Linked DNA regions of Homo sapiens: region 2 is linked to region 1. The links are chromatin loops, found by intact Hi-C in ENCODE. Cell type or tissue: chondrocyte. All regions are shown on one strand. Links, peaks and the distances in the headings refer to the core of each region. The heading gives the core; the rest is flanking DNA.

Region 1 (8,322 bases), core at 177-8,176:
GGGGCCAGTGTGAGCCCAGCATCTGCTCATGGCAAATACTCAAAAACAATGACCAACATTGGCACAGCCAGCTCCGGTCCACCAACTTTCTATACCAACCCACAATGAGCTCCACAATTATTGCCTAAGCAGCTACCATCACCTTCACCTTGTGGTTGGGAAACCAAGGCACAGAGAGGAAAGTAACCAGTGCGAGGCTCACAAGTGGGGCTAGCAGGGAGCACAGATCTGAGCCCAGGAGCCCTCTTCCAGCAAGGCTGGCCTCTGGCGCCACGGCTGGGTCATTGGCTTCTGTGTTCCTGGGATGCTGGGTCCCACTGCCTGTGGGGGCCTCAGGCCCCTCGTCGCTTATCTACTGATCTCTGCCTCCACTCCTGCTTGTGAGCCTCAGGATGGTGAGTGAGTGAGTTCGCTTGTTCGGCTGTTTATTCATTTACTCACGCACTCATCCCACCCGTGTCCACAGAGCCCCTTGGTGGGCGGACTCTGCTCTGTAGATGCCACCGTGCCCACAGCCCGCCCTCACCAAACTCAGTCTGGTGGAGCCAACAGACATCAAAGAAACAAGCAGCCACAATGACAGTCAAGGGGCACTCGTGGAGAGAAATGGGGAGCTTTCAGTCTTGGGCTGAGTGGTTTGGGAAGCCTTGCAGAGGAGGTGGGTTTTTTCTGGAACTAGGGGACAGACAGTGGGGGCAACAAAGCAATTTACTTGGAGGGGCCTTGAGGCTGCATATGAGTTGGACCTGGTCTAGCAAGGAAAGAGGGAATGGTGCACCAGGCAGAAAGAATAGCAGTTGCAGAGGCATGAGTGGAAAATGCCGAGCCTGGTGTGGCTGGGGCTGCAGGGTGCACAGGGGAAGCCAAACTAGCTCCGACCTCCCCTCTGCTCCCTCCCCTCTGCCACCATCCAGGGCACAGCTGGCTTCCTGGGCAAAGGAGAAGCCTCCCTCCCTGTGGCTCCGTCTCGGGGAAGAGGCTGATGCTGGCTGGCCCTTTTACACTTTCTGGTGGGGGCCAGGCTGCCAGCTGGATCAACGAACAGCCAGTGCAAAAATGTCAGGAGCAATTAGAAGGTACCCGTGGTCTGAGCTTTATCTGCAACAATACGTCTTTATTAATGAGGCTTTTAATGATGCAACCAAGAGTGCTGGCAGAAACGGTCACAGCTACCCATCCTCTGGGGTTGCGCTTTTTTTTTTTTGAGACGGAGTCTCCCTCTGTTGCCCAGGCTGGAGTGCAGTGGCGCAATCTCGGCTCACTGCAACCCCCGCCTCCCATGTTCAAGTGATTCTCCTGCCTCAGCCTCCTGAGTAGCTGGGATTACAGGCATGCGCCACCACACCAAGCTAATATTTTTGTATTTTTAGTAGAGACGGGTTTTCACCATGTTGGCCAGGCTGGTCTCAAACTCCTGACTTCAGGTGATCCACCCACATCGGCCTCCCAAAGTGCTGGGGTTACAGGCGTGAGCCACTGTGCCCGGCCTGGGCACGTACTTTTTTGTGTGTGTGTGTGTGGGGTGGGGGCAATGTCTTGCTCTGTTACCAGGCTGGAGTGCAGTAGCATGATCTCGGCTTACTGCCACCTCCGGCTCCCGGATTCAAGCCATTCTCCTCCCTCAGCCACCCGAGTAGCTGGGATTATAGGCACCCATCACCACGCCCAGCTAATTTTTGTATTTTCAGTAGAGATGGGGTTTCACCATGTTGGCCAGGATGGTCTTGAACTTCTGACCTCGTGATCCGCCCGCCTCAGCCTCCCAAAGTGCTGGGATTACAGGCGTGAGCCACTGCGCCCAGCTGGGTGTGTACTTTTAATTCACTGCTGCAGCCCCTGATGGAGATGAGGCCTTGAGTTCTGCCCCCTTGAAAGCTCAATCTCCTCCCTGTGAAATGGGGTTATGGTGTGTATCAGTTAGGTATTGTGCCATAACAAACAGCTCCTAAACTCAGGGGTAGAAAACAACAACAATTTTAATTAGCTCACGGTTGTTTGTTGGGCTCAGCTGCTCTCAGCCACTTGGTCACTGTCTGTGGCCTCAGCTGGGACATGTGGGCCTGGTGATTTAGGGGCCCTCTCACTCCCCAGTGGGCTAGTCCTGGCTGGGTCATAGGTGGCAGAGGAGTCCCCAGCACAAGAGTGGAAGGGGCAAGGCCCCTTGACACCTAGTCTCAGAACTGGCACAGCATTGCTCTGCCTTCTACTGGCATGGCAATCACATGACTTGAGGGAGGGGAGACAGAGTCCTTTCTTCGTGGAAGTTGCTGCAAATAATTTGCAGCCGTATTTGCAATTTAGATGTAGTGAAATCAATCTTGAGTTATATCAATAACGTTTTCTGAGCACCGCCCCTTCCCCTGGCTCTGATATGCAGGCCTTATGCTGGGTAGTGCTGGGACCACAGGGAGAAATCTGACTTGGTGTCTCCTTCCCAGGAGCTCTGATGGAGGACACAGACACAGTCAGACAGGAGCACATACAAGGTGCTAGAAGCCAATGGAAAGTTTGGCTTAACAGACAAAAGGGTTGGCCGGGCGCAGTGGCTCATGCCTGTAATCCCAGCACTTTGGGAGGCCAAAATGGGCAGATCACCTGAGGTCAGGAGGTCCAGACCAGCCTGGCCAAGATGGTGAAACACTGTCTTTACTAAAAATACAAAAATTAGCCGGGTGTGGTGGTGGCTGCCTGTAATCCCAGCTACTTAAGAGGCTGAGGCAGGAGAATCGCTGAACACAGAAGGCAGAGATTGCAGTGAGCCAAGATCGCGCCACTGCACTCCAGCCTGGGCGACAAGAGTGAGACTCCATCTCCAAAAAAAAAAAGAGGTCATGGGGGTCACGGGGTGGTATGTATGTGGGGAATAAACTCTAAAGGGGTTGTGAAGTGTCCTGTGGCTGCAGGGGACTGGAGCTACCCTTGATTCTGCACTGATTCTTTCCCAGTGGTGTTCATGATGGTCTTGTCAGCTTTGTGTTGTTTGCTAAGGCTCAGAGTTGGTGAGGTTATGCAGCCTAACAAGCTCTCAGATTGGGATCCAAGTATACCTGGCCTTTGGCATCTGTCTTGAGCCAACTGGCTTTGACCCTGATGGACTCAGTAAGTGAGACACTCCCAAGTGAGCCAATGAGGCTCAGGCCCCAACACGGAGGTGTGTGTGTGCAGGTGAGCTTGGGGAGGCAGGTGGCTGAGGCTTGGGCACAGAGGCTGGACCAGACACAAATGCCTAAAGGGTTTCCAGGGGATACATTCTGGGATCCAGAGTCAGGACCTACTTTGTGGGAACCACTTGTTCCCTAGCCCCTGTTCTGCCCTGGCTTTGCCGCCCAGGGCTCACGACCTTTCTTTCCCTTCTGATGTGTTTGTCGCATGTCAGTCTTGCTGGGAAGAAAACAAAGGAGATGCAGCCTTCAGCTTTTCCTTGTCACCTGGAGAGGAAGCCTCCAATGTCTTCCAGGGTGGGGCCTGCCCCAGAGGAAGCCACAGACACTGTGGGTGTCTTCTGGATGGCAGGAGTGACAATGGCAGCAGCAGCAGTCACAGGGACAGCAACGTTTGCCAGGCACTGTCCTGGCCTTGCCTCTTTGAATCCTCATCATGTCCCCAAATAGGTGTTATTAAGCCTGTTTCACAGATGAGGAAATCAAGGCATGGAAAGGTGAAGTGGATTGCCCAGATCACACAATGAGTAAAGATGCAGCCCTGGGAATGTCCGATGCCAGCAGCCCTGCTGTCTTCAGCAAGTTGGCAGCCTCAGGAGCCAGTGGGTACCAGGCTCAGGAGCCCAGTGGGTACCAGGCTAACTGCTTTGTCTATGTCATGGCCCTGAATCTCCACAACCACCCCACCTACGGCTGCTATCACCTAAGGTCTTGGAGATGGGGAAACTAGGGCACAGAGAGGCAAAGCAACCTGCCCAAGGTCACACAGCAGGTAGGCAGCAGAGCCAGGAATGGGTCACAGCAGTTGGGACTCTGAAGAGTCCTCGTTCTTAGCTGCTGGGCTGGGAACCCTCTGGGCTCCAGGCCCTGCCGGGAGAGCGGGGCTGTAAGAGGCCAGTGTGGGCATCTTTGGGATGGTCCCTGTGAGAAAGTTCACTCTCTGAATCTTTGCTTCCTTGTGGTCTCTTCTGATGTGGCCAGAGGGAAGAGCAGAGACGCCATGGAGGTAGGCTCGGCAGGTGGAAGGCTGTGGGGAGGAACAGAGGGAGGCTGACCGGGATGCAGCTCTCTCCACTCTGGGAGGCCTTGAGCTCCTGCAGCTGCCTTGGGCTCTGGGCACAGGCCACCTCCTGGGCCTCTCTGGGAACCTGGATGTTTGGACACCCCCATCCTCTGGTCAGGGGTCTTAGGGAGTACTCACTTTACAGCAGCAACAGCAATAGCAATAATAACAGCGTGGCTGCCACTTCCTGAGCACTTACTAAGTGCCAGGCACTGCCCTAGGAGCTTACTCCTGGGAGGCAGGGGCCGTTCCCATTTCCATTTTACAGGGGAGAAAACAGAAGCACAGAGAGGGTGAAAGACTCACTTTCTAGGCCAGCAAGTAGAAGGGCCAGGGATTAGACTCTATGCACCTGGACCCTTCACTGCTAGGGAAACCAAGGCCAGAGAGAGGAAAGGGCCCACCCTGATGCCCCAGCACTGGAATAGAAGAGCCAGGATCAGAAATGCCAGGTGCCACCGAGGACAGAGGAATGAAGGTGGGGTCCCACGTCCCGTGCATGTTCCCTTAGCTCCCTGGGCCTCTGTTTCTCTGTCTGTAAAGTAGAGATGCTAACGGCACCTGCCCCAGATAATGGGTTTGAAGATTAATTGTTAATGCACACAAAGCACTTAGGAGACAGCCTGCATGCAGTAGGTGCCTGGTGCAGCCGCTGTCACCACTCTGCTGGGGCCCTGGGGCTGTAGTGCTGGCACTGGGTCTCTGGCGAGGCAGTGGGCAGCTGGGACATCCCCACAGTTTACAAGAGATAGCCTTGAGGTAGGACCCGCTCACCCAAGTCCGGCAGAGAGGACAGCCAGGCTTACATGACTGACTGCTCGGCGTCTACCCACACACCAACCTGGTGTCCCCTCACTGAGCTCCCTGGCCTGGTTGCTCATTGCGTGGGCCTCAGCCAAGGCTGGCCAGCCTGGCAGGATGAGGCATGTGGCTCGAACCCTTGGGGATGCCCCCTTGGTGGCAGGGAGGGCCTGCCCAGAAGGGACTCTCTGTTTATGGGTGTCACTGGCCAAGAAGCTGGCAGTGCTGACAAATCTCGTGTGGTCCTCATGCTGTGCAGGGCTTGTTCTCAATGCTTTATGCCTAACTGACAGGGCAGGGAACAGCAGCAGCCCATTCTGCAGATGGCAAAACTGAGCTGAGAGGCAAAGTTCCACAGCTGGTGAGCCACAGGGACCCAGAGGCTGCACCTTGACCACCACCTAGTAAGTGGGGTACTTTCATTATTATGAGTTAATTACTGGGGAAACAGGCACAGAGAGGTGAAGTGTCTTGCCCAGGGCTGCTCAGATGGGAAGGGGTAGAGCTGGGGTTGGAAGCCAGGTTCCCCAGCCAGAGGCTGCAGAGGTCCCCTTGCCACCCTCAGCGTAGCCATGCCCCCAGACCCCCCTGTGGCCCTGCCTGTCGGCTCACCTGGTCCTTCAGCATTCACCCCAGGCCCAGGCTGCTGTGTGCAGTCTCTGATGGGACAATGATCTTCCCAGGCCTCAGGGTGCCCATCTAAGAAATGGCCTTGAAGCCCCAGTCTTGGGGAATGGGGGTCTGCAGGTGGCCCACGTGCTGCCTGGGCTCCCTGATGCCCTCCTGTCTCAGCTGCATCCTTCTGGGCCTGATCTTGGAAGCATAACGGGGCTGCCAGGGCCCTGCGGGAGGCCCCTTGCAGCCTCACCTGCCGCCTCTGGAAATGCACGCAGCCCTGTGGGAGTGGGAGGCCCTGCCCACCCTCTGCGTCCTCGCCTCGCCCTGCTGTCCTCCCGAGCTGAGTTAGGGATTCGGGGTGCATTCTGCCCTCCCTCTCCCTCCTCGGGCCCTTTTCCTCCCTTTGAACTGTCTGTCTGTCTCGCTGCCGAGGAGGAAGCTATTCATAGCCAAGGTGATGCAAAATTCATCAAGTGTGGCTGCTGGGGCTGAGGCTGCCCCTGTGCGTGGCCAGCGCACCCCGACCACTCAGCACTCTTCCTCAGCAGGTGCGAGTGAGTGTGTGACTCTTTGTGAGAATGTGAGTGTGTGTAAGTGTGTAACTGTGATTGTGTAACTATGAGTATGTGTGACTCTGTGTGTGATTCTGTGTCTCTGTGTGAGTGTGTGACTCTCAGTGTGTGTGAGTGAGTTTGTGAGTGTGCGAGCGAGTGTGGGGGCACCTCCTCGGTCCTCTCCCGAGCTGCCTCTCTCCTGGCCTCTCCTCTGGGTCTCCACTCCGGACACCGAGCTCAGCACAGCTTCTTAGGAGGGAGCAGAGCTGGTGGCATTAGCCCATGTACTCTTCACGTTCTGGCCAATTCTGGGCAGGGCTTCTTTCTCCCCTTACCTGGATAACAGTTTGTTGTTCTAATTCTCAACAGTGAGAATTAGACACAACAGTGGTCATACCTCTGGAGCCCACACCATGAGCCAGGCGTTGTTCTCACAGACTCATTCCATCTTCACAATACCCTACGGGGTAGTGGCGATTACTACCTGAATTTTACAGGTGGGTAAACTGAGGCACGGAAAGGCTGGCTAGGGCAGCTGGGGCCTGAGGGTGGAGGGCTGGGAGGTGGAAGAGCTGGGATTTGAACCCCTGTCTGTCAGCTTAATCACCACTGCTTACCCAATGCACCATTCTGCCTCCCTCTCCATTGGTCCTGTGGGTAGATCCATAGATTGATTGATTGATTGTCTTCCCCAGAGACTCCAGGTGCAGAAAGATTCTGGTGCTGGAAGCTTCCTAGAGGACTGGTCTCTATCCCCTTCCCAGAGGTAGGTGAGGACCAGGGAGGAGACATGAACTAGCCAGGGAGGGAGGGCCGACCCCACCTGACTCCCCACTCTGGCTCTGCTCTTGGCCACTGCTGGGGCTGTGGCCACAGGCATGGCCTGGGTTGGCCCGGCACCTCCCCTGGCAGGGCAGCCAGCCTGAGCCGCATGGGCCGCCCTGCAGAAGCATGGTCTGGGGATGGTAATGAACACAGCAAATGTTTCACTTGCTCTGCTTCTGGGCCCCCGTGCTCAGCGCTCCTCCCTCACAGCAGCCCCGGGGGCATGGGTGTCCTTTTCCTCCCCAGCAGGTCCGGATCCAGAGCCCTGCCTCTCAGCCTTGTCTCTGCGTGGGCTGCTGTTTCTCCTGTGTCCCTGGTTGGGGATTCCCCCGTTTTTATTGAGGTAAAATTCATGTAAGGTAAAATGGCCCTTCTTTTTTTTTTTTTTTTTTTTTTGAGACAGAGTCTTGCTCTGTTGCACAAGCTGGAGTGCAGTGGCGCAGTCTCAGCTGTCTGCAACCTCTGCCTCCTGGGCTCAAGCGATTCTCCTGCCTCAGCCTCCCGAGTAGCTGGGATTACAGGCAAGCTCCACCACCCCCGGCTAATTTTTGTATTTTTAGTAGAGACAGGGTTTCACCATGTTGCCCAGGCTAGTCTTGAACTCCTGACCTCAGGTGATCCACCTGCCTTGGCCTCCCAAAGTGCTGGGATTACAGGCGTGAGCCACCGCGCCCAGCCAGAAATTGCACTTCTTAAAGTGTACAAATTAAGTGGCATTCTGCTCACGATGTTTTGCCGTCATCACAACTCTCTAGTTCCAAAACGTTTCCATGGCTCCAAAAGAAGATCCCGTGAAAATGCGGCACACTCACTCCCCGTGTGCCCTCCCCCGAGCCCCTGGAAGCCTCTGAGCTGCTTTCTGTCTGTATGGGTTTGCCAGTTCTGGGCATTTCATATGAATGGAACCCTAAGCATTTGTCCTTCTGTGCCCTCAAAGTCTGTGCATGTTGTACCAGTGCCGGAATGCCACCCTCTTCATGTCATGGATGAAAGACATTCCATTGTGTGGACACACTTGGTGTGTTCATTCATCTGTGGGTGGACTCAGGGCTGTTTCCACCTCTTGGCTACTGTGAACAGCATTGTTATCAGCATTCATGTACAAGCTTTGTCTGAACACCTGTTTTGATGCTTTTGGGTAGAGGCCCAGAAGCGGAATGGCTGAGTTGCTGTCCCTGGTGTTTAATGGTTTGTTTTCTTGCTGTCCAAGGCCTTAACAACAGTCCTCATGGTCTCATCCTGTCTGTGTCTTCCCTCTGGGCTCCCTACCTGCCCATCGGTCCAATCCAAGGCTGCTTTT
Region 2 (8,322 bases), core at 258-8,257, 400 kb after region 1:
GCACCCTTGTGTAGCTGGGTCTGTGTCCAGCTGTGTAAAAGGCTTCAGCAGGGGAAGCTGGGCTCTGCCACAGGCCCTGATGAGAGTCAAGGCCATAAAACAAACCCTCTGAGCCCCAAACACCTGGTCCTAGGAACGGGCTGGACTTGGGAGTAAGTCAGCCCAGAGCGACTGTGAGGGCCCCAAGCCTGTGGGAACAAGAATGAAGAGGAGTCCTGGGTCTGGGGTCCAGGCCCCTCCTCAGCCAGTACTGAGAGGGCAAGAGAGAGATCATAGCAGGCTCTGCTGACTGGGCTGATTCTCTGCCCTGGAGACTGCAGGCCAGGGGTCTCCCTCTTGGCCTCCCCTGCCACTAGGTGATGCTCAGGGCTGGGGGTAGGGACAGACACTTCATGCCCTGGAGCTGCCTGACTGGCCCTGGCTGTGCCTGCTGCAGAAGTGGTATCAGCTGACATCATGAGGTGTGACATCACTGAGGCCTCCTCGAAGTTGAGTCTATTACTGTGGAAGAAGCCCATCAGTCCTCGTCCTCAGGAAGCTCATGATTCAGGCAAGGAAAGAGGCCCACAGCCAGACCACTCTGATCTGTGCAGTCAGGACATGGCCACGGAATCAGGCAGGATCCAGCCAGGAAAAAGAAGCCCTCCAGTTCTCTCCAACAGAGAGAATTGCGTCTAGGGAGCTGGTCACACTGTGATAAAGGCTCTGAGAGCTAAACGGGATGAGGAGGAATCCAGGATTGAAATCAGCAGGAAGCCGCCATCCCAGGCTGGAGGCAGGGAAGAAAGCAACAGGGTCACCAGTCCCAGGGGCTGTGTTCATGCGAAGGGAGCTGGAGCCTCGGCAGGGGTGTCTGGAGCCATGGGGCTGGTGGGGGCAGGTGGCCGCTGCTAGGAGGCCATCCGAGGAGAGACATAAGGAGAGACGTGCCCCGCTCCCCCACCACCACCAAGCGCAGAAGCCTGAGGGCAAAGGATACTGGGAAATGACCTGAGGGTCAGAGCAGGGGCCCATGGGGGTGGGATGGGGCCCACCTGACAGGCTAGGATGGGAGCACAGCTAGGCCTGCAGCAGGCCCGTCCCCAGGGGCCTGCTCAAACCACAGCCTGCCACTCATCCTAGCAGGGGCCTGGTCTACAACAGGTGCTCAAAAGCATGAGTCGCACAGTGAGTGGGTGCAGAGTGGGAGATAAAGCCAGGTGGCTGGGGCCCCAGATGGGAAGGAGAAGGAAGGGATGGACACTGGGTGTGTCCATGCCGAGACCTCAGAGGCTCTGAATGCCAGCTTGGGTTTGGCTGAAATCTGAGGGCTGGCACGTCCCCAAACATTCTCTCTCTCACCATAACTTGAAAATGAGTAAGATGTTTAGCCCTAAAGCATCAAAGCCCCTGACTGCTCTTGTTTCTGTCCTAAGCTAGACAGCCCAGTGTTCATTTCCCCCATTCTCCAGACAAGGAAACTGAGGCACAGAAACATGGAGGACCTTGACCAAGTGACGAAGTGACCTGCCCGAGATTTCAGTTAGGGGTGGCACAGCTACAGCAAGGGGCGGTGGACGCCCACCCACCCCCGACTTTCCAAAGGTGGAGAGATTGCTGCAAACTGCCAGCAACTGGTGACAACCAGGAGAATGTGGTCAAGACCGTTCAGTGACCTTTCAGTTCTGCCTCGTTGGGTGGCAACCGTGCTTCAATCACCAGTGTTTTTCTCCAGACAGAATATAAAGAAGCAGAAACCTGTGATAACGCATGTGCCATCTGTGCCCCAACCACATCCTCTTGCCAGGGCCACAAGCCCTTGCAGGACTCAAGCAAGAGGGTGGATAAGGCAGGCCAAAGGGGTGGACACTCCTGACTCTAGGTTTCAATTTCTTAAGAAAGGCTGGAAATCAGGACTTTTTATGGAAACAAATCTTAGATTTGAAAATGCTGGCCCCTAGTTGGAATGTTTAAAGTATGTGGAATGAATCCATGGAGGCCAGGCTGAGTGCCTACAGTAGGGGCCAGGCCTGTGAGCTCTGCCAGCTCTGAAGCAACTTTCTCAAGTGCCAAGCACATGCCGACCACAGGGCATTTGCACTGCTGCTCCCTGCCTGGAAAGCTCTTCCTGCTGGCATCTTGTGACTCATCCCGCACTGTCTTCAGGCATCTGCTCAAATGTCTCCTCCAGGAGGTCTTCCCTGACCTTTTCCTTCCCATTTCGCTGGTTTATTTTTCTTTACAGTGCTCACTACCACCTGACATCTCAGTGTTGTCCCGCTCCCGATGAGAACATCAGCTCCGTCGTGAGGGCAGGGTCCTTGTCTTAGGCATCCCTGGATGCACAGGGCCTGCCCAACCCAGAGCAGACACTCAGTCAACATTTGATGAATTCATGGTTTAGCACTTCAGGACCCCTGAGGCATGGCCACGGGGACACAGGGCACCCAGGACCATATGCATCACAGACGTGATGTCTGAAAGAGAAGCCAGCTGAGCAGGTTCCAGCCCTTCCCACCCCACAGACTTGCTGGGAGCTTTGGGAAGCCCTGACCCTCTGGAGGCCTCAATTTCCCCACCTGTGCAGTGAGGAGGTGATACATGCCACAGTCTCAGGAGCACTCATGGGGTCCCAAGGTGGCCATCATTGCTGGCTTCCTCAGCCAAGCAGAGGGACAGATAGATTGATCAGCTCCATATTGATCGCAGGGACGCAGCTGCTCTGGAGGGGGCAGGAGGAGTGGGAAGCTAAGTGGAGCCAGGACCCCTGGAGGAAGGAAAAGCAAATGCCACAGCCCCATCAATGCCTGGGACCAGGGGGCGGGAAGGGCCGTGATCACCCATCTGAGGGTTTCTTCCCCTGTCACCTAGGGGTTCAGAGAAGCTCAAGGGAGCTCCAGGGGAGCCCAGGCCAGGGCGAATTCTGAACATGGCAAAGAGACCTCCCCAGCGCACCCTGAGGAGGCCATCTCAAAGCTTCCCCGCTTCTAAGTCATGGAGCAGCTGAGGCCGGGGGCTGGGCCAAGGGAGTCCCAGGGGGTCCCTGCCCATTCAAGCCATGACATTTCTTGGATGCCGTTCACTGAGTCTGGAAGTGTATGCAAGGCTGGCATTCTGCTGCAGAGTCCACTTGAGGCTTGTTTTCATACAAGAGCCTCACGTCCTGCCCTGGATCTTCCAGGAAAGCCAACGCCCAACAGATGAGATGCTGGGAATGTGGCCAGCTCTCTCTGGGAGTGATATCCCCATGTGGGACATGCAGCTACAGCACAAAGAACCAGGACCTAGGGGTCCAGGGTGGGGGGAGGGGGCCTAAGGTTAAATCCCAGCTCCACTCCAACTTGTGGGGTGAAACCCTTTTCCCCTGAGAACCTTGATTTCCTCATCTGGAGCCTGTCCCTTGGGGTCCTGGGTCCCTGGCTGGAGCTCCTGGTTTTTAGGGAGGGAGGAGTAAAAAGCAGCCTTGGATTGGACCGATGGGCAGGTAGGGAGCCCAGAGGGAAGACACAGACAGGATGAGACCATGAGGACTGTTGTTAAGGCCTTGGACAGCAAGAAAACAAACCATTAAACACCAGGGACAGCAACTCAGCCATTCCGCTTCTGGGCCTCTACCCAAAAGCATCAAAACAGGTGTTCAGACAAAGCTTGTACATGAATGCTGATAACAATGCTGTTCACAGTAGCCAAGAGGTGGAAACAGCCCTGAGTCCACCCACAGATGAATGAACACACCAAGTGTGTCCACACAATGGAATGTCTTTCATCCATGACATGAAGAGGGTGGCATTCCGGCACTGGTACAACATGCACAGACTTTGAGGGCACAGAAGGACAAATGCTTAGGGTTCCATTCATATGAAATGCCCAGAACTGGCAAACCCATACAGACAGAAAGCAGCTCAGAGGCTTCCAGGGGCTCGGGGGAGGGCACACGGGGAGTGAGTGTGCCGCATTTTCACGGGATCTTCTTTTGGAGCCATGGAAACGTTTTGGAACTAGAGAGTTGTGATGACGGCAAAACATCGTGAGCAGAATGCCACTTAATTTGTACACTTTAAGAAGTGCAATTTCTGGCTGGGCGCGGTGGCTCACGCCTGTAATCCCAGCACTTTGGGAGGCCAAGGCAGGTGGATCACCTGAGGTCAGGAGTTCAAGACTAGCCTGGGCAACATGGTGAAACCCTGTCTCTACTAAAAATACAAAGATTAGCCGGGGGTGGTGGAGCTTGCCTGTAATCCCAGCTACTCGGGAGGCTGAGGCAGGAGAATCGCTTGATCCCAGGAGGCAGAGGTTGCAGAGCTGAGACTGCGCCACTGCACTCCAGCTTGCTCAACAGAGCAAGACTCTGTCTCAAAAAAAAAAAAAAAAAAAAAAAAAGAAGGGCCATTTTACCTTATGTGAATTTTACCTCAATAAAAACGGGGGAATCCCCAACCAGGGACACAGGAGAAACAGTAGCCCACGCAGAGACAAGGCTGAGAGGCGGGGCTCTGGATCCGGACCTGCTGGGGAGGAGAAGGACACCCACGCCCCCGGGGCTGCTGTGAGGGAGGAGCGCTGAGCACGGGGGTCCAGAAGCAGAGCAAGTGAAACATTTGCTGCGTTCATTACCATCCCCAGACCATGCTTCTGCAGGACGGCCCATGCAGCTCAGGCTGGCTGCCCTGCCAGGGGAGGTGCCCGGCCAACCCAGGCCACGCCTGTGGCCACAGCCCCAGCAGTGGCCAAGAGCAGAGCCAGAGTGGGGAGTCAGGTGGGGTCGGCCCTCCCTCCCTGGCTAGTTCATGTCTCCTCCCTGGTCCTCACCTACCTCTGGGAAGGGGATAGAGACCAGTCCTCTAGGAAGCTTCCAGCACCAGAATCTTTCTGCACCTGGAGTCCTGGGGAAGACAATCAATCAATCAATCTATGGATCTACCCACAGGTCCAATGGAGAGGGAGGCAGAATGGTGCATTGGGTAAGCAGTGGTGATTAAGCTGACAGACAGGGGTTCAAATCCCAGCTCCTCCACCTCCCAGCCCCCACCCTCAGGCCCCAGCTGCCCTAGCCAGCCTTTCTGTGCCTCAGTTTACCCACCTGTAAAATTCAGGTAGTAATCGCCACTACCCCATAGGGTATTGTGAAGATGGAATGAGTCTGTGAGAACAACGCCTGGCTCATGGTGTGGGCTCCAGAGGTATGACCACTGTTGTGTCTAATTCTCACTGTTGAGAATTAGAACAACAAACTGTTATCCAGGTAAGGGGAGAAAGAAGCCCTGCCCAGAATTGGCCAGAACGTGAAGAGTACATGGGCTAATGCCACCAGCTCTGCTCCCTCCTAAGAAGCTGTGCTGAGCTCGGTGTCCGGAGTGGAGACCCAGAGGAGAGGCCAGGAGAGAGGCAGCTCGGGAGAGGACCGAGGAGGTGCCCCCACACTCGCTCGCACACTCACAAACTCACTCACACACACTGAGAGTCACACACTCACACAGAGACACAGAATCACACACAGAGTCACACATACTCATAGTTACACAATCACAGTTACACACACACACTCACACTCTCACAGAGTCACACATACTCATAGTTACACAATCACAGTTACACACTTACACACACTCACATTCTCACAAAGAGTCACACACTCACTCGCACCTGCTGAGGAAGAGTGCTGAGTGGTCGGGGTGCGCTGGCCACGCACAGGGGCAGCCTCGGCCCCAGCAGCCACACTTGATGAATTTTGCATCACCTTGGCTATGAATAGCTTCCTCCTTGGCAGCGAGACAGACAGTTCAAAGGGAGGAAAAGGGCCCGAGGAGGGAGAGGGAGGGCAGAATGCACCCCGAATCCCTAACTCAGCTCGGGAGGACAGCAGGGCGAGGCGAGGACGCAGAGGGTGGGCAGGGCCTCCCACTCCCACAGGGCTGCGTGCATTTCCAGAGGCGGCAGGTGAGGCTGCAAGGGGCCTCCCGCAGGGCCCTGGCAGCCCCGTTATGCTTCCAAGATCAGGCCCAGAAGGATGCAGCTGAGACAGGAGGGCATCAGGGAGCCCAGGCAGCACGTGGGCCACCTGCAGACCCCCATTCCCCAAGACTGGGGCTTCAAGGCCATTTCTTAGATGGGCACCCTGAGGCCTGGGAAGATCATTGTCCCATCAGAGACTGCACACAGCAGCCTGGGCCTGGGGTGAATGCTGAAGGACCAGGTGAGCCGACAGGCAGGGCCACAGGGGGGTCTGGGGGCATGGCTAAGCTGAGGGTGGCAAGGGGACCTCTGCAGCCTCTGGCTGGGGAACCTGGCTTCCAACCCCAGCTCCACCCCCTTCCCATCTGAGCGGCCCTGGGCAAGACACTTCACCTCTCTGTGCCTGTTTCCCCAGTAATTAACTCATAATAATGAAAGTACCCCACTTACTAGGTGGTGGTCAAGGTGCAGCCTCTGGGTCCCTGCGGCTCACCAGCTGTGGAACTTTGCCTCTCAGCTCAGTTTTCCCATCTGCAGAATGGGCTGCTGCTGTTGCCTGCCCTGTCAGTTAGGCATAAAGCATTGAGAACGAGCCCTCCACAGCATGAGGACCACAGGAGATTTGTCAGCACTGCCAGCTTCTTGGCCAGTGACACCCATAAACAGAGAGTCCCTTCTGGGCAGGCCCTCCCTGCCACCAAGGGGGCATCCCCAAGGGTTCGAGCCACATGCCTCATCCTGCCAGGCTGGCCAGCCTTGGCTGAGGCCCACGCAATGAGCAACCAGGCCAGGGAGCTCAGTGAGGGGACACCAGGTGGGTGTGTGGGTAGACGCCGAGCAGTCAGTCATGTAAGCCTGGCTGTCCTCTCTGCCGCACTTGGGTGAGCGGGTCCTACCTCAAGGCTATCTCTTGTAAACTGTGGGGATGTCCCAGCTGCCCACTGCCTCGCCAGAGACCCAGTGCCGGCACTACAGCCCCAGGGCCCCAGCAGAGTGGTGACAGCGGCTGCACCAGGCACCTACTGCATGCAGGCTGTCTCCTAAGTGCTTTGTGTGCATTAACAATTAATCTTCAAACCCATTATCTGGGGCAGGTGCCGTTAGCATCTCTACTTTACAGACAGAGAAACAGAGGCCCAGGGAGCTAAGGGAACATGCACGGGACGTGGGACCCCACCTTCATTCCTCTGTCCTCGGTGGCACCTGGCATTTCTGATCCTGGCTCTTCTATTCCAGTGCTGGGGCATCAGGGTGGGCCCTTTCCTCTCTCTGGCCTTGGTTTCCCTAGCAGTGAAGGGTCCAGGTGCATAGAGTCTAATCCCTGGCCCTTCTACTTGCTGGCCTAGAAAGTGAGTCTTTCACCCTCTCTGTGCTTCTGTTTTCTCCCCTGTAAAATGGAAATGGGAACGGCCCCTGCCTCCCAGGAGTAAGCTCCTAGGGCAGTGCCTGGCACTTAGTAAGTGCTCAGGAAGTGGCAGCCACGCTGTTATTATTGCTATTGCTGTTGCTGCTGTAAAGTGAGTACTCCCTAAGACCCCTGACCAGAGGATGGGGGTGTCCAAACATCCAGGTTCCCAGAGAGGCCCAGGAGGTGGCCTGTGCCCAGAGCCCAAGGCAGCTGCAGGAGCTCACGGCCTCCCGGAGTGGAGAGAGCTGCATCCCGGTCAGCCACCCTCTGTTCCTCCCCACAGCCTTCCACCTGCCAGGCCTACCTCCATGGCGTCTCTGCTCTTCCCTCTGGCCACATCAGAAGGGACCACAAGGAAGCAAAGATTCAGAGAGTGAACTTTCCCACAGGGACCATCCCAAAGATGCCCACACTGGCCTCTTGCAGCCCTGCTCTCCCGGCAGGGCCTGGAGCCCAGAGGGTTCCCTGCCCAGCAGCTAAGAACGAGGACTCTTCAGAGTCCCAACTGCTGTGACCCATTCCTGGCTCTGCTGCCTACCTGCTGTGTGACCTTGGGCAGGTTGCTTTGCCTCTCTGTGCCCCCGTTTCCCCATCTCCAAGACAGTAGATGATAGCAGCCCTAGGTGTGGTGGTTGTGGAGATTCAGGGCCATGACATAGACAAAGCAGTTAGCCTGGTACCCACTGGGCTCCTGAGCCTGGTACCCACTGGCTCCTGAGGCTGCCAACTTGCTGAAGACAGCAGGGCTGCTGGCATCAGACATTCCCAGGGCTACATCTTTACTCATTGTGTGAATCTGGGCAATCCACTTCACCTTTCTATGCCTTGATTTCCTCATCTGCGAAACAGGCTTAATAACACCTATTTGGGGACATGATGAGGATTCAAAGAGGCAAGGCCAGGACAGTGCCTGGCAAACGTTGCTGTCCCTGTGACTGCTGCTGCTGCCATTGTCACTCCTGCCATCCAGAAGACACCCACAG

The links. A loop is a pair of places that touch in the nucleus more often than their neighbours do. Peaks named below come from ENCODE experiments on the same cell type or tissue, not always from the same donor. Only the 100,000 strongest peaks of a DNase experiment are listed, where the experiment ranks them.
Region 2: it touches region 1 in a loop (19-fold over the local background); 3 of 110 quality-filtered maps call a loop at or near these places.

What each region holds. Positions count from the first base shown.
Region 1 is chr17:21,338,250-21,346,571 of GRCh38, forward strand. No RefSeq gene overlaps it. Among named protein-coding and RNA genes, the nearest start is that of KCNJ12, 34 kb to the right of the region's middle. RefSeq lists enhancers at 1-873, 5,086-5,586, 7,101-7,658. In chondrocyte, for the core only: no CTCF peak of the experiment used is centred there; a DNase peak (open chromatin) is centred at 4,998.
Region 2 is chr17:21,737,967-21,746,288 of GRCh38, forward strand. No RefSeq gene overlaps it. Among named protein-coding and RNA genes, the nearest start is that of KCNJ18, 50 kb to the left of the region's middle. In chondrocyte, for the core only: no CTCF peak of the experiment used is centred there; DNase peaks (open chromatin) are centred at 3,035, 4,505 and 7,605.